3 separate regions of the Mus musculus genome follow, and regions 2 and 3 are each linked to region 1. Evidence: chromatin loops called from intact Hi-C (ENCODE). Cell type or tissue: left cerebral cortex. All regions are shown on one strand. Links, peaks and the distances in the headings refer to the core of each region. The heading gives the core; the rest is flanking DNA.

Evidence for each region. A loop is a pair of places that touch in the nucleus more often than their neighbours do. Peaks named below come from ENCODE experiments on the same cell type or tissue, not always from the same donor. Only the 100,000 strongest peaks of a DNase experiment are listed, where the experiment ranks them.
Region 2: it touches region 1 in a loop (4-fold over the local background); 5 of 42 quality-filtered maps call a loop at or near these places.
Region 3: a loop joins it to region 1, with 2.7 times the contacts of the local background. A loop is called at or near these places in 5 of 42 quality-filtered maps.

The regions. Positions count from the first base shown.
Region 1 is chr2:97,610,327-97,618,271 of GRCm38, reverse strand. All of the region lies in intron 8 of Lrrc4c (leucine rich repeat containing 4C), which reads right to left. Among named protein-coding and RNA genes, the nearest start is that of Gm22313, 380 kb to the right of the region's middle. In left cerebral cortex, for the core only: CTCF peaks have their summits at 3,344 (motif pointing left), 4,556 and 4,781; a DNase peak (open chromatin) is centred at 3,358; H3K27ac peaks cover 594 bases.
Region 2 is chr2:97,462,168-97,470,112 of GRCm38, reverse strand. It overlaps Lrrc4c (leucine rich repeat containing 4C), which reads right to left. Exons shown (of 9, transcript NM_001363047.1): 6 at 1,693-1,973. Among named protein-coding and RNA genes, the nearest start is that of Gm22313, 230 kb to the right of the region's middle. In left cerebral cortex, for the core only: a CTCF peak has its summit at 3,797 (motif pointing left); DNase peaks (open chromatin) are centred at 2,732, 2,874, 3,733, 4,167 and 2 more places; H3K4me3 peaks cover 3,054 bases; H3K27ac peaks cover 3,039 bases.
Region 3 is chr2:97,475,966-97,483,910 of GRCm38, reverse strand. All of the region lies in intron 6 of Lrrc4c (leucine rich repeat containing 4C), which reads right to left. Among named protein-coding and RNA genes, the nearest start is that of Gm22313, 240 kb to the right of the region's middle. In left cerebral cortex, for the core only: a CTCF peak has its summit at 3,926 (motif pointing left); DNase peaks (open chromatin) are centred at 4,791, 5,211 and 5,527; H3K4me3 peaks cover 1,108 bases; H3K27ac peaks cover 2,095 bases.

The DNA.
Region 1 (7,945 bases), core at 943-5,942:
AAAATTTGAAATTCTTATGACATTTTACTGGTTGAATTCTTCTCATCAAATTAATCACAATTACCCTGATTTGTTTGCAAGAAAATTACTAAAGTTTATTCCTGTCACAACAATAAAATTTTCTGCTGAAAAATCATTTATCAGCATCTTTTTATATTTAAAAATACTATAAGAGAAAAAGACTCAAATTAAATCACACTATTACCAATGGGAGCTGACCTTTTTAAATCAAATTTGTTTTAACAGTATTTTCTAATACTGCCTACACCCCATTTTTAAATGCAGCCTTCCAAGAATGTTGAGCTTTGTGCAGGAGTACATATGCATGCAGAATTTCAAGGAACATTTTATAGATAAATATACTCAAGACCAGCTCTAGGTAATGATAATGAGAACAGTACAGATTTTAAATGGCTGCAACTCTCAGACTTGACCTGTCAAGTCAACAGACAGTTGTTCTTCAAGCATAGTGTCTTCAAAAATGTTTCTAAAATGACATTTAGGTATTAGAAAGTGCGTTTTATGAGAAAGAATCTGCCTCCACATTTGCATTTTAAGAAACCTTGACTTACACCCTTGTAATATATGACTAGTGATTATATGTGACATTAGAATATGATTAAATGAGTAAAAACTGAATATAGAGACAATGGTTTATTAAAGGAAAAAGAAAAAGCTGAAGAAGGAGGAGGAGGAGGTGATGGAGGAGGAGGAGAAGGAGAAAGAGAAAGAAGAGAAGAAGAAGAAAAAGAAGAAGAAGAAGAAGAAGAAGAAGAAGAAGAAGAAGAAGAAGAAGAAGAAGAAGAAGACAAAGACAAAAAGAAGATGAAGATGAAAAAGGAAAAGAAAAAGAGAAAAAGAAAGAAAAAGGAAAAGGAAAAGAGAAAGAGAAAAAGAAAAAGAAAAATAGAAAAAGAAAAAGAAAAAGAAAAAGAAAATGAAAAAGAAAAAGAAAAAGAAAAAGAAAAAGAAAAAGAAAAAGAAAAAAAGAAGACAACCCAGGTGGTAACAACCAACATAATGCTATGCTCTGGAAAATAAACCAAGGATTATTAAAAAAAAAAAAAAAAGCAAACAAAATTTCTAAATCAAGAAAGTCTTCTGAATTTTTGAATGTTGTTATGGGTGCAATGTGGATAATATAAATTCACACTCAGAACATGAAAGTGTGTATATTTGCATCTGTGCATTGCAATTTGATGTAGAAAATATTTAAATGTTCTGAGTCATAGTTAAAAATTGATGTAGGCATAACCTATTGTATAATTTTCAGAAAATATTTCAAGTATAATTAAGTATAGAAACAGATTTATACTGAGGAAATTTAGTGGTCTAGGAGGTAAATTGATATTAGTCATAAAAGGAAGAATAAAAATTAAGCTTACAGTCAAAGTCAAGGACTCCTGATGCAGAGGAGTTAAATTTGGATGTATAACTTGATCCATTGGGACTTGCTGCACATCTAACATAACTGTTTAGATTGGCTTCAATAAATATATTTAAGACAAAAAAATTGAGACCTTTAAGCATGAAGGGATATTGTGAAGACATTATTTCTGCCTTTGTGGAGAACAGAAATTGAAGGGGAAAGTCCAGTTTATGGCGGGAAAGTGACTTCAATAATCTACACACCACACATCACTTTAAAATTGCATGGTGCTGATCTTCAGTTGAATTGCCTACGACAGAGTTACAAAGTTTGAAATTGACCCAGCCTAGTTAACATCTCCAAGAACATGAAATATAAATTGCACAGATGGAGGACCGAGCTAGAGTAAAAAATTTCATCCTGAAGTCACACACGAATCATCGCTGCTACTCAAATCTATATGGTGAATTGTGTGGAAGAAGTAGGCATGCATTCAGCTTCAGTTTTGTTACAACCTAGAAACATATTAAAGTACATGGGGGAGAATTTCTAGTTTCTTACAGTAGTACTTAGTGGAATAAAAGCAGGATTTGGACTAAAATGACTTCTGTTGCAGGGTTAGTTTACCATTATTATTCATTCAAACTTTATTAAAAGTCTGTCATGAGTTACATTTTCCCAAGTAGGTGTGATAAGATCTGATAAGCATACACTGTAAAGACTGCATGAATTAAATAGCATAGCATATACAGAAAACTGCCTCTGTCCCACTGTCAAGGCTAGTAACATATACCAAGTAGCTCAAGGCAACATTGTAGTTTTCGATGATTTATTTATTTTTTCTGTATTCTCATCATGCCCAGCACTCTTTTCTTTAGCAGTACTCCTAAACATAGCCTAGCATTTCCCTTCTTATCCATGACATTTCATTTCTAACTTGGACACCCTCTAAAATATCTTATCTCCCTTTTCACAGTTGGCCTGTCATATCTAATTCTTCATGAAATATATTTAGTGCATTTTAAATATATAAACATGTTTGTGTTGTCTTTCCATTGAAATTCTTATTTTGCCTCCATATTCTTGTAAAACAATGCAAACTGAATATGTTTCTAATTCATTTTGTTATGTTTTAGTTTTACTGTAATTTATTCCTTCAATTTCATGGACCCTTCTTTACTTTCCAAATATTTCAACTTGGTATACCTCTGTCCTTTACAGTATGCTTCCCTATAGTGCAAATACCCATAAGAGAGAGAGAGAGAGAGAGAGAGAGAGAGAGAAATATATCACCTTTTATTTGATCATTGAAAGTGACATCAAGAATTTTATTTTTACATTTACCTATTCAGAATGTCATTGTAAATTACTATACCTGGTTATTCCACTGTAAAATATTGAAATACTTCAATTTCATATATATGTGTATATATGTATATATGAGATTGAATACTGTATATATATATGTATATATATATATATAAATAAATGTATATTATTTTTCTAAACACAAGTGTTTCTTTTATTTCCTATTAAGCCTTGATGCAAGATTATCAGAGTGCTGATAATCACATAACTTAGTAGCAATTCCCTAAAATTATACTGTTCAAGTATTTGTTAAAGCATGCATCCATGAGAAAATGGGTAAATTGACAAAGGCAGCGTGTAGATGGTTGAGACTGTAAACCAACTGTTTCTGGGAGCCTGGAACTTATTAATGGATCCTTAGCATCTAGTAGAGTCCCATTCCTATAGCAAGAATTTCATCCATTTCCGAGTTATATTTCTGGTTTGTAGTTACTTTTGCTAAAGAGCTGGAACTACACAGCAAATTGCAGATCATTTCACTCTCTTCTTGATCTTTCTTGAGTGCTTTTTGGATGGAGAAAGTAGAGAAGATTTTCCTCATTTTCCCTTTTCATTTATTATCCTAGCAGCCCTGTTTGATGTTTGACCAAACAATGCCATCTGCTGTTTGTGCCTAAAATAACATGGCTGTCTGAAAAGGTTCTACTTATAGGAAGCAGATCCTTTCCATGTTTTGCTTCATGGCTCCTAACCCTCAGAACTGGTAAGTAACCTTCACCGCTCCGGTTCCAGCTATTGGTATTTTTCTCTATCCTTTTCCTCCCACCCCCATTTTTTTAAAGGAGAGGATAAGAAATCATAAAGTCAGTAAAGGCGAGTGCCCTTTAAAGGCCATGGCCTCTTTATCATTGCAAAATGTGCTCCACAGACCCATTAGGAACATTTTTCTTAAAATCCATGAAAAAAAATGGTTTCCTTGAGCTACTGTCACAGTCCAAAGCAGCACATTATAATAGATGAGCAGGCTAAGGAGGCAGTCACAGCTCCAACTTCATATTAGCAAGAAAAAGTCAACTTCTCCTAAATCAAAAAATACACACCCACAATCAGTAACCTCTTGGCAAAACTAAACATAAAATTAATTTAGTTTTGGCTTCCTTGTTTACTTGCCTTCTTATGATGCAAAGAAAATAAAGATAGCTAGTATGAGCCTTCTGTCTGAATGTGAATCCCTTAGAATCATATCCATTTTTTGAGATTGATTATTTATGAAAATATAAAATATAGATGACAGAGTTGTTTTTCAAATTATTTGGTGGGATTAGAGTTGTTCAGTACCATGTTTGTGTTTTTATAACAACTATTTGTTTAGCTAAATGCTTAGCCAGAGTGAAGAGGAGGACCACTGAGTCTCAGACTCCAAATTGCTCTGTGTGTGATTCTTCTGATTATGCAATCAGAACATTCTAGCTCTTAGAAATGTGCATGGTATACTTCAAGTAGCATCCTTTGTGCATATACTATAATATCTGGGGCCCAAAGACCCTGCTCTTTCTCTTCTTCTCCTTTTCTTCAAGTTCACAGGACACCAAATGATTAGCTCATGTTTTTCCTTACCTCAAAGCTGTTATTTTGTTTTCATATTTTCCCATAGTAATTGTTCACAGTAATGTTTTTGCTTAAAGTAACTGAAGTTAGTATCAGATGAGAAACTAGGCAACAAAGTGTATCTGACAATAAATTCCTCGGTCCTTTACTGCATGCACCCACTAGATGCCAGCAGCAATCCCAGAAGTGAAAAATAAAATGTCTTCCAATATTTCCAGACAGCCCCCTGTAGGACCAAATTATCTCCAGATAAACAGTGCCTTAACATGGCATGAGAAGTATTCACTCCAAGGTGCTATAGCATATGATTGTCCAAGACTTGTTTACTGAGAGTCTTACTACAGTAACAATGGCATTCTGTTTTACATTCTAATCAGATCATCCTACATTTCCCCTTCAGATATTTTTTTTCTTCTTTTGGCTTTGAATTCCTCACTCAGATTATTTCATTAAATTATGTCCAACCAGAACCTATTTACCATAACTAATTCTATTCTCTTAAGATTTTTACTAATCCATTCTTCCCCTAGTGGTCAGTAAAGCCAAGATTAAACTTAGCAAATTTATTCATGAATGTCAATGTTTGTCTAGGTGGCTACCTTATTTATTTACTCAAAAGTTTCTTAAAGAGTAAAACTGGATTCCATCTAACTATTTAGTAAATAGTTGTTATATTGAATTATTGATTATATAACGTATTTAAATTTTAGTAAGGAGCCATGTAGATAAACCAATTTTGCAATAATTGATAACTAAAGGCTATTATTAAAATTCAGGAGAGCCAATATGACTTAAGTTATTTCTGTTATCAGTAAAAATAGTGAAGAATGGACTGGATGACTATTTCTTATAACTCCCCCCCAAAATATAAAACATAAATGAATTAAGAATGTAAAAAAATGAATTAGATAATAAGCATTTAAATAAGTTATTGAAAGTAGTGCAGATGATCTATTTCCTATGTATGTATATACATATGTGTGTGTGTATATATATTTATGAACACACTATATATACATATATATGTATATATATATATATATATATATATATATGATTTAAAAGAAAGAGGTGGCCTTAAAAATGTTGTTTGTAATCAGTTTTCAGTTACTTAAACAACCAATCCAAATGAAAAACAAATTAAAACTCAGAAATATGTCTGTGCAATGTTTTTCTGTGAAACTAGTGTAAGTTTGTGTGTCTTGTTTTATATTCTGTGCTATTATGGTGACAGAAGAGATAATAAAGAGAAAAATTAGAAGGGTATTTAAATATTTGATATTTGTTTTTGTTTTCATTGTATCAAGTGTTTTATCATTGTCTAATCATAGAATCCTACAGTTCAAAAATGATTACATTCTATGCACATAGATCTATTACTGTAGTACTTGTAGATCTGTTTCAAATTTAGAAATAATATATTGGACTGGTATCTCTCTGTGTGTCAATTCGTTATGTGTTTTTGTAAGTGTGTTTACTGTTGTCTTGGGATAAGACATCAACTTCTGTTACTAAGATGAAAGAATTAAATTCAGTTCCTCAGCAAGTGTTCAGGAAAAATGTCTACAGAAAAATTCTTTGGATGTAGGTTGCCATGGTGTCACGTATTTGCCATATATCTTAAACACCAAAACTACAGTCAGTTTTTTTGTTCTGTCTCACATAAACAATAGACAAAACAGACAATGGAAGAGCCTAGATGCAGGAAGAGAAAATAAAATACCAGAGAATCTTCAACAGGTGAGGACTATGACTGTGTCTATTTCAGATTCATTTTCACAGGAGTTTAGTTTATTACTAAAAGGATATTGCCACTCAAAATTACATTACTGTTGACTTATCTTTCAGGCTGTTGGTCATCACCTGACTGGTGTCAAATGGAGACATATTCGTGTTATTAACATCAATGAAGAACAATGATGTGATAAGAATCAATGAAAAATGATAGTTCATAAAAAAAAACTATACTAAAAACTCCAAACAGGCCATCAAGCATACTATCAAACCAGCCTTCATATTGTATATTGAGGAAAGATATTTCAGAAGATTGGCACATATTTTAGCTTGCCTTAATATGAAATGGGATGAATCCCTTCAGACTTTGAATTGGGAATAGTAAATAAGGATGAAAAGATAAAAACAAATCCAAGCTTGTCAGATTGTGGTAATCAAAGTAGCCCAAAGGAACTCAATATGTGTATATTTTCTTTTATTACCAATAATTTGATATAAATGCAGATATCTGCATATCTATATGTATATTTATATATGACATACATATTAACTAAAAAGTGATTTGTTTTCATGAACGTATCTCTCATATATATATATATATTTGTTATATATATGTGTGTGTAGATACATAGATAGATAGATAGATAGATAGATAGATAGATAGATAGATAGATAGATAGATAGATAGATAGATAGATAAAACAAATAATGGGTAACATTTTTTCTGTCCCTGTCCAGGTAAGTGAAAAATTTTGAACAAACTAACAAGTTCATCCAAAATGAAAGTCCTTAGCAAGGCAGACAAAGAAGAATCTGATTTCAGAAAGTTGGTAATGCAGTTAATGGCCTTGCTGCCTTTGCTTCCTTTGGATTGATGACTAGCTGGGAGGAATTGATAGTCATTAACCCCCAACTGCTCATTAATCCTTAGGAAATGCCTTGTGCCAAGGTCATCATTGCCTCCATAGGCTGAAAACAAACAAAGCAACAATAGCACCCAAAAGGCATATGGATTTTTGTAATGAGTAATGCAATTTAAATTGCTATGTGAAGCAATCTGAAGAGAATAAATAGCATGTGTACAAAGTCATTCACATTGTAAAAACCACCTTCCAATATTTCCCTCAGTACCTACTTCCTTGTTCATTATTAAAGAGTACACAGCTCCAATTTCCTAGACAGTAACCAAAACCATAAATATATATAACCCCTAGCAAAAATCATTAGACATATCTAGGATTCATTTTATAGTAGCATTGAGAAAGAGAATGTTTAAAGTTCCCTTCAGCACTGTTAATATATGTCTAAGTATGCTTACCAACACATCACCTAGAGGGAATTCCTGCAATTCTGTAAGTCTCCCTCATTGATCATTTGAAGCAGAATACTAAAACTAGCCTAGCATAAATGATTGAGTCATAAAGCAATGCCATGCGCTATACTGAATGAGTGAGTGTGTCCTTAGTGGATAATTATTAGCTCAGAGAGAAACAACAGGGTTTATCCAGTCACAAGGCCATGCAGACCTGAAACATAGTAGCATATGTTGATTTGAATGAGAAAACTATGTAGCGTTCTGAGGGAGTGACAGACAGACATTGCCCTCTCTAATGTTTGCTGAGTGCCCACTGAGAGCCAGGCAATGTACTCACCTATTTTCACTTATAACCATTTGTCTTCTGTTAAGGATTTTACAGCATTCAACAATTGATAAGTGACTGCCCAAGGATTTACATTAAACTCTAGAAAAATTTAAACAGAGTTACAGCTGTACTAGTTGTGAGGAGGGTGAAGAATTGGGATGACAATGGGTAGTTTGAAAACAAATACCAGTTAGGTGGCAAGTGCATGAAGGTAAACATGAATGGGAGTCAGGAGACCTTGTAGTGAAGTCTAGTAGAATACAAACTAGGAGGAATGAAATAA
Region 2 (7,945 bases), core at 1,122-6,121, 150 kb after region 1:
ATAAACGTGCCCAGCACTAACAGGGCACTCAGGAGGCAGCTGCCTTCTATCTCCTTTGGGATATTTCAGACTTGTGGATCTTCTGGGATTTAAATATTTTAAAGCCAGAGTTTTGTGAACCATGAGACAGACAGAGAGAGGATAAGAGGGAGAGAGGATAAGAGGGAGAGGGGATAAGAGGGAGAGGGGAGGGGAGGGGAGGGGAGGGGAGGGGAGGGGAGGGGAGGGGAGGAGAGGAGAGGAGAGGAGAGGAGAGGAGAGGAGAGGAGAGGAGAGGAGAGGAGAGGAGAGGAGAGGAGAGGAGAGGAGAGGAGAGGAGAGGGATGTTGGCACTTAGAAATCTTGTTGTCTACACTGACAGAAGTTTACTTCATCATCTCTAGATCACTGTGCCTTTCTCTCCCAAATAAAAATGGCAGCTGTGAGCCTCATATATGTGCCAGATTTCTTCCTAGTTTGGATTCAAAACTTGTCTGCTTCTCTGAGGCTTGTGTGAGTCATCTGTCTCAGACTTGTTTGGTCATTAACCAAGGAATTATGGTTTCTCTCCTGGCCTCAGTTTCTTCTTTGCTTAGCCTGTGTGATATAGTTCTAAAGTTACCTGACAGTTCATGGTTCTAATCGAAGCCTCCAGAGAGAGGTGGGTGTCATAGGTGGGGGTGAAAGCATTTCTGTATCGCAGACAAGCTCTAAGACTCTGACAGAGGTGGAGGAGGGGGAGGTGATCCTGTAGGTCCCAGCCTCTCAAATCACATGCAACATTCTCTTTTATTTAATTATTATTTACTTTTGTTTGTTGGTTTGTTTGTCTTCATTGACTTCTTTCTTTCAAAGCAAACTTGGTCCATGATAAGCTTTGGTACTCAACACACAAATTGTTCTTTGGTATTCCTTTCTAAGTTACCGCAGGACGGTAAATGTCTGCCTTTTCTCTCAAAAGCTGTATCTTAGTGGTGTTTGGAGGGTTCCTCACAAAGCCTATGCTAAATATTCAGGTCCTTTACAATCTGAGTGCCACTTCTCTGAAAACCAAGGGAGTCTGAAGTTACAAGGGGTGGGGTGAATGGGTCCTCCTTGTTTCAGTCACAGTTTCATCACTGAAGCCCCCAGGGATGCAAAGACCACATTTAGACAAGGGAGTGCAGGAAGCGCTCTACCACTTCCTCTGCCACCGCACAATTCCCTGTTATGAATTAGCCAGAAGCCATCCTTCACCTGCTTGAGTATCTTAGTTTTGTGTTAATACTTCTGTTGATCTGCAGTGTCGGGTTGGATAATGAAATTTAAATTGGGCCCCTTCGATTTCCAATAGCCAACATTTGTGCTGCTAACTCTGGGGTTTCCTGGTAACTTAAATGCATTCTAGAGTGTCAATCACTAGCATCCGCACCCCACACTGCAGCAGCTTTCATGGAGAGCTTTTTTTTTCTTTCCTTCTTCTCCATACTGAACACTTGCAAAGGCATTTGCGTAGAATGCAGACAACCTGCATCATTATAGCAGTCCAGCTTATCAGTGAGCACAGCTTGATGGAACAACTGCGTGGGCCACCCTGTCCCTCATTTTCTTGTTCCCAATAGCCGGGTCCTTGAAAAAACCACAGTGAGGGGGGAGGGGGAAAGAAAGAGAACCAGAACACTAAATTAATGAACAATTTCTGCCCTGATAAATAAGAAAATTAGGATCACTCACTGTATTTCAGCACAGCTACATCCCGAGGGAAATCCAGGTGGTTAAGAACAAGAAAGAATGCACGGTCTTGACACCAAAAGAAAACGAGAAAGAAAACACACAAAAAAGGAGGTTGGTGAAGAAAAAAAAATCCAACTGCAATTATCCTTCAATTTTAGTCAACACGGGCACTGATCCAAGGGTCCTCTGCTGATTTCTTTCCCAATCAATGCTTCCTTCTTCCACGGTCAACTTTTCTTCAGTGGGATTTCTTTGCAGATGTATTATTAATTTCCTCTCCTCTTGTGGGAAATTCCAAAAGAAAAAAAAATATATATATATCAGGTCTTTACTTTTCTAAAAAAAGCCCCAAACTTTTCATTCCAAAAATATCTCCTTGGCGTACTTTCTCTTTTACAGAGAAAAATGAGCACACTTTTTCTTTGTGGATCCTCAGTTCTTCATTTCCAAACATCCTTGGGGGAGGGGGACAGCTATTTTATGATTATTTATGTCAGAATACACCAAACCCCGCAGGTCTGACATCAGCTTATTTCATTTTTCCCCCCAATGCTCTCCGTGTGGCCATATACACATTTATGTTACGATCCAGGTCTCACAAGAAAAAGCTTCATTCTTTCTTCTCTCTGGCACCATCACCTTATCCTCTGCGTTCTGCTCCAAGAGAGAGCTGCGTCCCGTATCCTTCATTTTAGCAAGGCACCCAAAAGCCACCTCCTCCGGGGGTTAAAAAAAAGGAAAGAAAAAAAAAAAGAAAAAGAAAAGGAAAAAAAGAAAGAAAAGAAAAGAAAGAAAGAAAGAAGAACAAAAAAGTCTTGTCTTTACATCCTCGATTCCTTTCCCCAGCTTTCCCTTCGGAGAATTTAGGGATCAACTGCCCCCACCGGCTACCCTTCCGGCCGGCCCCTTCGTCAAAGATCTGATTAGATTTCTCATCACAACCCAGTGCGCAATTGGATTTTTGATTTCAGCCACCCAGCCACCTTCCCCCCTCGCCCCTCCAAACTCCCTGTTAGATCCCGTCGCCTTCCCTCCACCGCCTCTGCGATTTCATAATCTCACGTTAAATGGAGTGCGGGGGGCAGGGGCGGGGGAGGGGGCGGAGGTAGAGGAGGAAAATTTCAAGGCTCCGTCAGCTGTCAAGAACAAACCCGTTCCGCCCCCGGTCAGCTACTTTTTTTTTTTTTTTTTAAGGCTCTGGGTGGCTTTCACTGGGTCCCCTCCCCCACTCCCAGCACTGGGTACAGGTCCTCCAGGTATAGCTGAACTGGGCGATCAGGGCAGGGATCACCGGAGAGACGCTCGATGCGGTCCCTCGCCAGCGGCCCCTGCCAGCACTGGTGTCCCCTTCTCCATCATCCAGCAGTAGATCTCGAGTCCCCAAGGTTGTGGAAGTTCAGGCTAGGCTTTTATTTCAAGCAGGGAAAACAAAGTGAAGGGGCTGACGTGGTGTTAGGTAATTTTAAAAAGGAAAAAAAAATATTCAAAAAATATATTTAAAGAAAAAAGGGGGGGGGGTAACGAAACAGGAATGAAGAGGGTTAAAAAAAATTCTCTAATCACTGGCTCCTCTCATCCTTCTGGAATGAAACTGCAGCTTTGATCTCATTTCCAGCTGCGTTGGGGACGGTCTGGAGCCACAAGTTGATTCCTCTGTGCGCAGCCGTTCCCGACGCCCGCTGGTCCTCCTGGAGGAGATTCGTCCTCGGGCGCGCAGCTGCTCTGCGCCGGTCTCAGTGCCATAGTCCCGGCTCCCCTTCCATCCACTTCGCGGTGAACTCTCTCCCTCTCCTCTCTCTTCTCTCTTCCCAGATAAATGAAAGCGCTCACTGAGCGGTTGGCAGCGTCTGCCAGTCTAGACTTTCCACCAATGCCAGGTCCTGTTACTTAGGGTCCTGACTCCCCAAAGCGTTCCAGGACTGCAGTCCCTTCCCCTCCTCTGGCCCTCTTTCTTGCCCCTTTCCCTTTCCCTTTCTCCGCTAGAGATCAGTAAAATACAATTACCCAATTACCTCCCATCATCTTAGCAGTGATTGGTCAATTGCATTAACACTTGAAGTCAGGGAAAAAGGGATTGGAACCACTGAGGTGTAGCACTGCTGCCACCTGGAGGGGAGAGTCGGAAAAACGCCGTTTTAAAGCAGCCCCTCAGCGTCCGAGGCTTGTAATCAGAAAAAGCAATTCAGGCTGTGTGGGAGTTGTCAATTTTATTTTTATTTTTTATTTTTTTTAAAGCTTGCTGGTTTTCATCCCGAAAGCTGAGAGTTTTAAGGTACAAAAGAGAATATATTGAAATCAATTCACCACTTGATTTAAAAATTATCAACAAACACTAAGCTTTTCCTTTCAGATTGATGGTAGGAGCCTCTCTGGGAAGTCCAGCACGCTGGTCCCAAGGTAGGGATTAAGACTGCTCTCCTTTGGAGAATTGGTTTTTCAGGAGGAATCCAGGGTAGGTCAGGAGCTGCCAGGGAGGGAAAGCTTGGGGGAGCAGGGTAATCTCTCCAGGAGGAAACAAGTGTAAAGGCTAGATAGGAGCCTTCAGTCTAGGCAGTGTTGCAGTAAATTGGCCTGTTCAGTTTGTACAAGACATTCGGGACAGCTTGACAACTCAATTCCAGCATCCCTCGCTCCTGAATGTGGGCTTTTCCATCACCCCGTGTTAGAAGAGCACTTGGCAAATTTCACCTCTACTGCCTTTCCTAAGAAGCGGGGACCATAGAACAATGATAAAATAGTTACATATTTTGACATTTTTCTCTGGTATATAATTATCACAAAACTCTTTCCATTAGCTACAGTCAGTCATTTTTAAGTCTCCCAAGCATATTTGAGATATGAGGTCAAATGAAATTTAAAGTGATGATTATAAATATTAGCGACTGTGCCTGTTGAAAGTGAAGGTAAATAAATATTTTTGTTTCATTTCTCCTAGGGCCTTTTTTTATGGTGTATTTGGTCATCTGATTTGTGTGTGTGTGTGTGTGTGTGTGTGTGTGTGTGTGTGTGTGTGTGTGTGTTTGTGGTTTTGTTTTATAACATTCCAAATATCAGATACCACTCTTGGCTCAAACAGAGTGTGCAAATGTTTAAAAAAAATTATGGCTGGGAAATAAGATAAGAGCTTTTGTGTTACTACAGGGATATCAAAGGCCTATCCAAGTTCATGACAAATGTTCTTTTCCCTTTTATATTATATGCAAACCCCTATATATTTAGTTCTTTGGAGTTCAAAAATGTATATCTATACATTTCTTTGAAGGCGAAGGAGAAGCGGTAATATGGATTTCAGATGTCATCACCTGCAAGGGAAAATACCCTCGTCGCAGATTCAGCTTCATTTGCTTATGGTTTCTCAATAGGTTTGTGAGAGCATTGATGTAGTTGTTACACATGTACAATGTGAATTTGTGAAGGAGTTAATGCTTTTATATTTAAAAAGATGTTACATGGCCTGATTCACAAACACTAGTAAGCCACTGGTTATAACGTCAGTTTGTGTTGGTCAAGCATCATTTACTCACTGGGGAAACATTGGAAAATTCTTTCCCTAGATGCTCTGGATGGGTTCAGAGAAGTTGCCCCCCCCCCATTTTTAAAAGTAAATTGAAAGGTATTAGGAATTCTTTTTAGGGAAATAGACAGCATAGGGAAGATCAACAGTATGGTAATTCAAACCGAGGTATACCAGCTGTTACTAGACACCTTTATCACCCTTCAGAGTTAAGTATTCTCTTGAGTGACATAAAAGGAAGGAATGATGCTAAGTAGAGAATCAAGGAAGATGTCCTAGTTCTGCTTAGTGTCTCATTGCCTATCTACAGTACCAAAGTTGCCTATTTGCTCTACACGACACTGAACTGGTCATCTGATATTCATATTTGCATTCATAGTCAATTATTAATCACGCTTCTGTATGATGTTTTGCAGCCTCTTTTATGCATCACTTTATTTAATATTCAAACAGCTGAACGATTTTGAAGGCAGGCAAAGTGAAATGTCATGATATACTTGGTAAATGACAGCCAAATATTGAACCCAGATCCAGTCAATTTCACTTCTTCTAATTTCCCATGAATTCAAGTTTCCGGTCACACAGAGAGCAGCCTGTCATATAGAAAACAGTCATGAACACACTGGCTCTTATTATCAGTGTGGTTCCCCGGAGGAGAGTTTGTAGTTCTGTAGAGATGGCACTGTTTTATACTGCTGGGTGGTCTTCGTTAAAGTGAACCGAAATAAAGACTCAGCAAGGGAACGCTCCTAAAAGCACACATGCAAACTTAGTTGAGACACACAAGTGTTTATATATAAATCCATCAGGGATGTCAGTTATGCTTAATAGATACATGGGTTTAAGATCCTTCATAAGCTGTCTTTTAGAAGAAATAATTGCTTAGTAAATAAGGCCTTCCATCCTCATGCTTCCAGCGCATCAGCTGTTCTGTTCAAAGCCCTGTCTAGAAATGAAGGTCACTGCAGTGAGACAACTTGGGCAGAGGGAAGGTGATGTCCCCAAGGTGGTTTTTCTTCTATAGATACACAGAAGTCCACATTTTGATCTTCTGATGTTAAGATCAAATAAACTTGTCATATTATTTCTCTCTGGGTTGGTGACTCTGAGCTGGTATAATCTTTAGCAAACAGCAGGGGACAGCATCTTGTAATCAGAAACACAAACCAGTAAATAGCATGAATTCAGTAACTTTGTTTAAAAATAAAGAAAATAAAAAGACTGTGTATATCATGTTGCTCACTAGATTTAAGGAGTGATTTTCCACAACTATAGGCAATTTTGTCAGTGCACAGTATATATTTTTAGGTCTAAGTCATTATTTTATGGAACAAAACCTGAGAGTTCTCTCTTTTAGTCTCAAATATATTATAAACAGAGAATAATCATATCAAGCTTGCCTCTGTAATTCACACAAGCTGATATAAATTAAGCCTATTAAATTAACTTAAAATTTACTTTAATATTAAATGCTATATTGTTATGGTCATATGTGCTGTTAGGCAATATAACACAGACAGTGCCTCAGGACCAGAAGGCATCTCAACAAGCGTATATTCTTAGATTCTAGTAATACAGATGAGGATACTAAAGTGCAAGTATATATGAAGACAGCTGTTTATTTCCAATACATTCCTTTGATGATGGAAACTCCAAAATGCAGCATTTACCCCATCTAGATTTACTGCTTGTTCTCTCTTGGATTTTAATATTTGTCTCAGTTTTTTATCTTGCCTGTACAGTCCAGTGTACATTCCCATGTTACAGTCATTTGATGCATCCCAACAAAGAGGGGATTTAATAATCTCCTATTACTGCCTGTCATTATGGAAGACATCACTAATTCCCATTCACCCCATCTACCTGGCAATGTGAAAATATCTCCTTTAGCTGTCTTTCCTCATCTTTATGGACCTGACTGGGGTTGCTTGATAGGCTCCTGCTACTCTTGTTGTTTGTTTGTTTGTTTATTATACTTCTCTTTAGTATTAGTTTGGGAATGGAAAAGCAAATGAGAAAGAATGAAGAAGGGAATGATAAAGGGAAAAAATCAGACCACAGTGTCTGATACTTTGCTACTTAATATATCCTTATTGATTTGATAAATGAACTGCCCACTTGTTTGAATGAAAAAAATCAATAGATAGTTCTACTAATTTAATGATAATTCATGGAACTAGGGTGGTGCCTTAGTCAGCAAAGTGCATGCTGCAGAATTTCTAGTACCTGAATGTCATCTCCATGAAAAGCACTGTGTACTCATCTCTAATCCCAGAACTGGGAAGACAGAGATAAGAAATCTCTGGAGCTCTCTGAGTGGCCACTATGGTCAAGTTAGTGAACTAAGGTTCAGTGAGAATCAATGTCTAACAAAACAAGTGAGAAAGAGACCGATAAAGACACTTCTTGCATCTCTTTATGTATGCAGATATGTACATGTATGCTCATATGAATACACATCCAACACACACAAATGTTATAAGTTATTATATAATGTTACAAGAATATTGAAACAAGGTAGGTGGAAAGACCTGAAGGCAAGAAGGGACCATTAGCATCCTTTAAGAGAGATACGTTCATTTAAAAATATGGATTATTTTTTTAAAAGAAAATTTACTGTGAAGCCAACTGAATTTAATTTCTTCACCCTGATATTCAATGATTATTAGATATTGCATAATATTCTCCATAGAAAGTTACTCTTTACAAAAAAAAAGTATGTAAAGTAAGGACATTAGT
Region 3 (7,945 bases), core at 1,716-6,715, 140 kb after region 1:
ACTTAGACTACTCAAGATACAATTTGCAAAACACATGAAACTCAAGAAGAAGGAAGACCAAAGTGTGGATACTTTGTTCCTTCTTAGAATGGGGAACAAAATACCCATGGAGGGAGTTACCGAGACAAAGTTCGGAGCTGAGACAGAAGGAAGGACCATCCAGAGACTGCCCCACCTAGAGATCCATCCCATATACAACCACCAAACCCAGACAGCATATGCCAGCAAGATTTAGCTGACAGGACCCTGATATAGCTATCTATTGAGAGGCTATGCCAGTGCCTGGCAAATACAGAAGTGGATGCTCACAGTCATCTATTGGATGGAACACAGGGCCCCTAATGAAGGAGCTAGAAAAGTAACCAAGGAGCTAAAGATGTCTGAAACCCTACAGGAGGATCAACAATATGAACTCACCAGTATCCTCCACCCGCAGAACTGTGTCTCTAGCTGCATATGTAGCAGAGGATGGCCTAGTTGGCCATCAATGGGAGGAAATCTCCCTTGGTCTTGTGAAGATCATATGCCCCATTACAGGTGAATGCCAGGGCCAGGAAGCAGTAGTGGGTGGGTTGGGGAGCAGGGCGGGGGGGAGGGAGGGTATAGGGAATTTTTAGAATAGTATTTGAAATGTAAATGAAGAAAATATCTAATAAAAAATTAAAAGCAAAATGGCAAATAAAATGGCTATCAGTCTTTGATATCTTGATTTAAGTTTGGAGAAATCAAATGACAAGATATTTGTAAAATCTATTTTATTATTAAATGTGTCTGTTTCCTGATGTGATTATCTGTGTACTACATGGGTACCTGATGCACTCTAAGCCACAACAGGGTTTTGATTCCACAGGACTGGAGTTACAGATGGTTGTGAGTTGTCATGTCGGTCCTGGGGATTGGACCCAGATCCTCTACAAGAGCAGCCAGTGCTCTTAACTTCAAGTCATCTCTACAGCTCCCAAATTGGCATATATTTAGTAATGTAAAGCCATACTAGGACAAAGTGGCTAGCAGAGAAATCATCAGGGTTGACTGGAACAGTCATTTTTTTACATTCATTAACTCTATGATACGAAAAGTGACTGAGCCTAGCTAAACTTCCCTTTCCTGTCCTTTGAAAACTATAATCTTATTTACCTGTAAACTCAATGTTTATAGAAGACAAACCATTTAGAATGCACTTCATAATCACTTAATAATTAGCATATACTATTGATTTTCTTCTTAGCATTAATGCTGCTGTTCTAAAGACAAACTGACAAAAATCACATATAATAATCCATTGGCATGGCAACTTTAAGATGGAATGCAAATGGCAATCTTTATTGTTCTACAATAATAATGAAAAAACCTACCTCATATTTTTTTGTCTGTCTGAGAACCTTTCGAAGACACATACAAACTTTGCTTGAAGCATATCATTGCACCGTAGTGTTCTCAGCATGGAATTCAAGTACAAAAAAGTAATCTTGTTTTTTTTTTTCTTTAAACACATGCAAGCCTACAAAAAGTAATGCTGCTGTCTTTGTACTTGATAAGCAACCTCTTGTTTTCAGAGAAACTGCTAAACAGTTATTTGAATGTAAGTACAGTTCCCTCTTTTCAGTGAAGAGGCAAAGGAAACTGTGGCATGTTATTTGGAATATCAAGCCTGGGTAAGGAAAATGAAGATCTCAAGGAAAGGGCAAGTGAGTGCCACAACTCTATGTGCTAGCAAATTACATTAAATCAAAGCTGAGAGAAGCATGGTTAATGCAGCTAACCAGAAGTGTGGGTGTTTGAGATTTAAAGGACATCTCCAGGGATCTTTTGTTCTTGTTTTAATTTCCTCATCTTTCAAATAAGCCGGCATTTCCCTCCCCCCACCACAGTCTCCCCGAGTACATATCTGTTCCTAAGGACGAGAGGAACAGTGCAAAGGAAACATTGACGTAGATGAAGTGGTTCTTCAAAACTCATGGGCACAGATGATTTTCAGTTCTTGAGACAGATAGTAAATTTCAATACCTATGTAAAATATAGCATCTCAGATAAGTATCAACATAACTAATACCTCTAGTATGGTAGAGTATGAGTTACTTAGAGTATGAAGTGCCAGTGTATAATCCCCTTCTGAACTACTGGATATGACATAGATATGGATGATAGTTTTTCTCTCCAAGTATACAAATTGTGATTCGTAAAATTGCCTATATTACCTTCTTGCATCTGTTATTGGTCCTCAGTTTTAAGTGACGGATGTTCTTGACTTTTAATTCTATTCCTTTCAAGCAAGCACTAGTCTATGAGTGGGCATATGAGTGGTGATGTAGGAATTATTTAATATCAATCGGGATTTCTAACCCAGCTTTGATTATTCATTTCCCAGCTAAGAGACCCAAAACCTTTTATACTTATGATAAGCCTTATGCATTAGAGCTGGGCAGATACCTACCCTTTATGCTATTATCTCTACTTCCCTGCCAATAACCCAGAAATATAACTTGCCATATTCATCCTGGGAGTTTACTCAATTCAATTTAAGAGCAGCCCATGAATAATATGGCATAGTATTATAACAGAAAGAGCCTTTTTATTTAAACTAAAGGGGAATTGTTGAGTCTTGGTCTGTTGCTATGTGTTACAATGCTAAATACTGCCTATTTTTGAGTCAAGAACAAGAGAATGCTCTTATACAGCAAGTGATGCTATGTGACCTTGCACATTAATTTAAAACTATTGGTTGAATAAAGATGTGGACGAGCTATGGCTGGGCATAAGAGAGGTAGGTGAAGTTTTCAGTTTCCTGGCTTAGGCTCTGAGGAGGACCATGAGAAAAAGAAGTAGGAGATAGGAGAGTAAGCCATGGAGTAGATGAGTCATGAAAACATGACCATGATGGCTGGCCAATTGGAGTTAAGAGCAGCCAGGCAGAATATGGTAAGTCATATGTGGGGTTATTGGCAGGGAAGTAGAACTAAATGATCAAAGACGGGATAGAAACCCCCATTTGTGATTAAATTATTTCTCCAATAGGGCTGTGCTAGCCTGTGAATAGAGACCTTAAGATGTCTGTGAATGATGGGACACACATGTGGATCTTTCAATGAGTGGTTGAAAAAGTGGAAGCCAAATGCCCCCAAATGAGAATGGTGCATGTGGGAAGTCTACCCAAAAAGGACTGAGGTCCCTGTAGAGTTGTGAACAGCTGGGTCAGACTGTGCCTGACTTCCATAGGCTTGTAGGACTTTTCGTTTATTTCTGCTTCAGTTCTTCATAGCTATTTTTCCTCTTTCATTTCCTGAGTAGCTAATTGCTAATAACAAGGTGCAGCTCATCAGTGACGTAAAAAAGTCTAATATGTATGAACACAAATCAGATGTTCAAGATGAAAGCAACAATGCCATCGATCCTATAGATTTTGCTGTCAAAACTACAAACTTACAAAGGACAAATCTTGAATTACATCATCCTAAATTTGGAAACTCAATTTCTAATGCCCTTTTCCTTTGTCATTAAAAAATAACCACTTAGTCACTTTTCTTAATCTCCTTTTCTTCTTTAGACAAACATCTAGTCTTTATTTCACAGTGCTTTTATAAGAAAACATAATTTGGGAGGGATTGTGATCATGTATGTAGTTTCACCACTTGGAAGCAGATATAGGAAGATTACCTCATTGCCATTTAGAGTCCTGGGACATCTACATATTAAGTTCTAAGCCAACCAGCACTATATAATGAAACCCTGTCTAAAAATCCAAGAAGAAAGGGGGCAGTAGGAGACAAATCCTTTAACAAACATTTAGAAGTATATAAAAAAAAAAAAACAAAAAAACAAACAAAAAAAAAAAAACCCTGGGGCTGGTGAGATGGCTCAGTGGGTAAGAGCACCCGACTGCTCTTCCGAAGGTCCAGAGTTCAAATCCCAGCAACCACATGGTGGCTCACAACCATCCGTAACAAGATCTGACTCCCTCTTCTGGGGAGTCTGAAGACAGCTACAGTGTACTTACATATAATAATAAATAAAAAATCTTAAAAAAAAACCCTGATAAATGCATTTAATGCATATTTTCAATTGTATCCTCATCACCCATACTATAGTTATTCCCATAATATAGTTGAGAAATTTGGGGTTAAGAACGAAGAGTGTGCTGAACCAGTAACATGAGGCTTGTCTAAACTTGGTTCTGAGATTTATTTATGCCTTTATATTATGGACTTTTTAGAATCATGTTGTATTTTAATTAACACCAAGCAACTGAGATACATAATATTCAATGTATGGTAGCTCATAATACAGATGGGGCTATATTCTGGGATATATAGGTTCATTCCAAAACCCTTAGTATGTCAAGCTAGTGGGGGAAAGCAAAGAGTTTTTGTATCTAATAATACAATGTGGCTTAGTTAGGACAGTCTACCCATACTTTCTTTCAGGTGAGTATCTGGAAATATTTTCAGGAAAACAATTAAACAAGCAAGCAAACAAAAACAAAAACAAAGCAAAACAAGTGCAACCCTAAAGGCATCCTGGGAGTGGGGGGTTATGTAGGTAGCAGCCTCCAATGGCTGCCTTAAACTCCACAGTGATACTTAGAATCTTTCACATTTCTTCTCCACAAACACCTAGGGAATGTGCTGTGCCTCATCCCTGACTGGGCTGAAAGGGCCACAGGAGCCTTACAATGAACAGTAGACAGAGGGGAATGAGACTGAGGCCTTTAATACAGACAGAGCCTCTGTCCCTTCTTGGCTGCTGTGAAGAACAGCAGGGCTGGACCCAAAGTGATGGCGCTGTGCCTGCAATGCACTTTGGCACATTCCAGGATATGAAAGGCTCTAATGAGACCCATTTCACAATTCACCAGCCACGTGCATTAAGCAGGCAAAGAGACCGTGCTAATATCCTCACGATATATCCTAGGGTTTAGGTCTTCAACAGGGTAGGGTTTCCTCTGCAGCTCACCTAGCCAGATCTACCCTCACTTCTTGTCCCATGCCAGGAAAATAAGCTAAGTGAAAGGCAGCAGCATTCTTGCTTAAAGGGACAGGATGCATTTCTAACTGCAGATCTGTCTTGGGTATACAGGAACCTTCTAGAGACTTGCAGTGCATGCTAATCCCTGCACTGATTCAGAGAGGGAGCTGCTTCATAGTAAAGCCATTGTTCTTTCTAATTGTCAGAGACGGCTGCTCTGCACTTGCCTGGAGCGATCCAATTAACATATCACCACAACACCAACCATTATAATATGTTCTGTGTCCTACCAACAAGGGAAAGCCGAACCCGGCTTCTATCCACAGCTTCAGTCTAATTAGGTCTTTAATACGTAAACAGAAGGGGGGAAACAGGAAAATGGATCGAGTAGAGTACTATATGCCTGAATTACTTTCTGCCACAAGTGACCCCTTAGGGTAGGGACACTTTTGTTATTAATGGGGGATAACTTGAGAGAAGTGAGGACAAGAGAGAAGACAGACAGAGAAGAAGGCAATGGCTTGAATGAAGGCTCACAGGCACGGATGGAGAATGGGTGAGAGGGAATGCCTGCTTGATGCTTTGGGGAATTGAAAACATGTAACTTCTGCTGGAAACGATTGCCATGGCAACGTTCAAACAATACAGAGAAAGCCTTCATAGCTCCATTCTTGCCTTCCGGAGCACCATTTCATAGATGTTAACTCTTTTTGGGTGGCTTCTGACTTTGAGAGGCACCCAACCCAAGTTCCCTCACAATCCATTAGAATGCTGATTCTAGATTAAGTGAGTCTCTCTAGGGATTAGCCAATAAACAAGTAACATTCTCTCTATTGCATTATAACAGCAGGTCAGGTTTATCCACTCTCTCTCTCCTTCCCTCATTTTTTTATACTATCAACCAAAGATTGTGAAAAGTCTGCACATCTGAGATCTGGCTGCAAAAATTCAGGAGAAAGAATTCTTTACGCTTCCAAAGGTCCCAAAGCTTTCTTAGAATCTTTGTCTTAATTACTGAAATCTACACCTCAGTACCAAGCTATCATTAAACAACACACATCCTTTGTCATGAGAATAAATGTCTTAATATTTTACAGTGGGTTCTTGATTTAGTAACCAAAACATGCAAATAAACATATGCATTCATAATAAGATCTCAATCAAAATGGCTTAGGCTATATGTACAGGAATAGATGAGGCTAATAATTATGAAAGTATATTAGTTGTCCAAAGACAGATGATCTTCCCATTCTAAATCTGTGAACCCTTATGCAATACCATATCCACTTTAATAATTGCTTTCCCTTTGCATTTCTTATTATTACTTCTTCAAGATCGGTGAGATTGAACAGATGAGCTACTCTCAAGGAAACAGTGTGCTCCTGGCAACTTTAGTTTGGCAAGAAGGAATCACCAGATTCAGCACTGACTCTCCCAAGTAAGTCCTCCCTGGCACCTTCCCATTCTCAGCTCCTCAGGCATTATCTCGTTAGCTAGTAGAGAATATGCAGCTGTATTGGAAATCTTGAGATAAAAAACTTGTTCATAAGATGAAAAGGAAAAGTGAGATGTTCTAAACACTGTAAAAATCACTATCAACGTACTTTTATCTACTAAAAAAATTACGACTATTCCTAATTTCTAAGTAGAAGATATCTAAAATGAGTAGAAAACATTTCAGTGAATATTTAACAAAACATTAATATTTCAAATAGTCAAGACATTCATTACTAAAGATTGAAGAATAAAATTCAAACATAACTCAGTTTGATCTTCCCTTAGCATTATCCTTCACCTAAATTAGTTTATTCTGTTGGTTTTTTGTTTTATGTTATTTCTGGTGTTGTTTGTTTGTTTGTTTGTTTGGAGTTGTTTTTGCAAGAAAGGAGAAGACATCATTTCAAAGCATAAGATCAAAACAACTGGGTTCAGTAAAAGCTGTTCTTGATATAATGTGAAAAGCAGCTACACTTTGATAGGAAGAAGAACCTCAGCCCTTACACCCTGATTCTCTTTGCAAGAGTTTGTATTCAGGTAATCTCCATGCTCGAAATCCATAATCTTTGTGGTAGGCCTTCCAGAGTGGGAAGGCAAACCTTACCCAGCTTTGAATACTGTGCAGTGAACAACTTAATTTGGGAGAGTAATTACACTATCTGTGAGTGATGCCTGTGAGGAATGTGTCTGACAAAATCTGCATTAAGCATTTAATACGAGTGAGATAAAATATAACACTATACTACATATGCCTATGTTAAAAATGGTATTCTCAAGGACAGCTACCATCACTATTTCAAAAGGCCAAACAGGAACCATAAATGTACTTAGAAAATTGAACAAGTTAAGGCACCATTGCTTGTTAATCTATTTGTATCAACTTATTGTAAAAATGTACAGGTAGTACAATTTGAGAAGTGATGATTGAGAAATATATGTATACTATTATTAAAGCAGAGAAAATTTCAATAAATTTTACAAATAATGCTAATTAGAAACCTAGACACTGGAGAAAATTATGTGACAGTAATTCTAATGGCAGAAGTATTTTTAAAATTTTAGCTTTTATTAGAAGCCAAATTAAGACCATGTCTTAGCTCCGTCCACTTGTTTTATTTATTTACTTGTTTATTATTTATTTATTTATTTATTTATTTATTTATTTATTCACCTTATATCCCAGTCATAGACCCTTCCTTTTAACTTGTTTTTAGGTTCTGCCAAAATAAATTTCTATTGTCTCGGTGAGTGTTAGAGATGAGAAAAGGGATATCATGAGGTCTTTATCTAAATTGAGTGGGTGTAGCCAAGTAGGTAGATACATTGCAACAATGACAAGAGCGAGCATGTGATAACCAAGATGTTTCTGAGCAGAAGAAAGAACACACCTATGTGTCCAGATAAAGATATGTAAGAGTCTAGGAGAATGCAGGTTTTGAGGCTTGACATATGAAGCATATGCTTGGCCAGTGTCATGTGTCAGCTA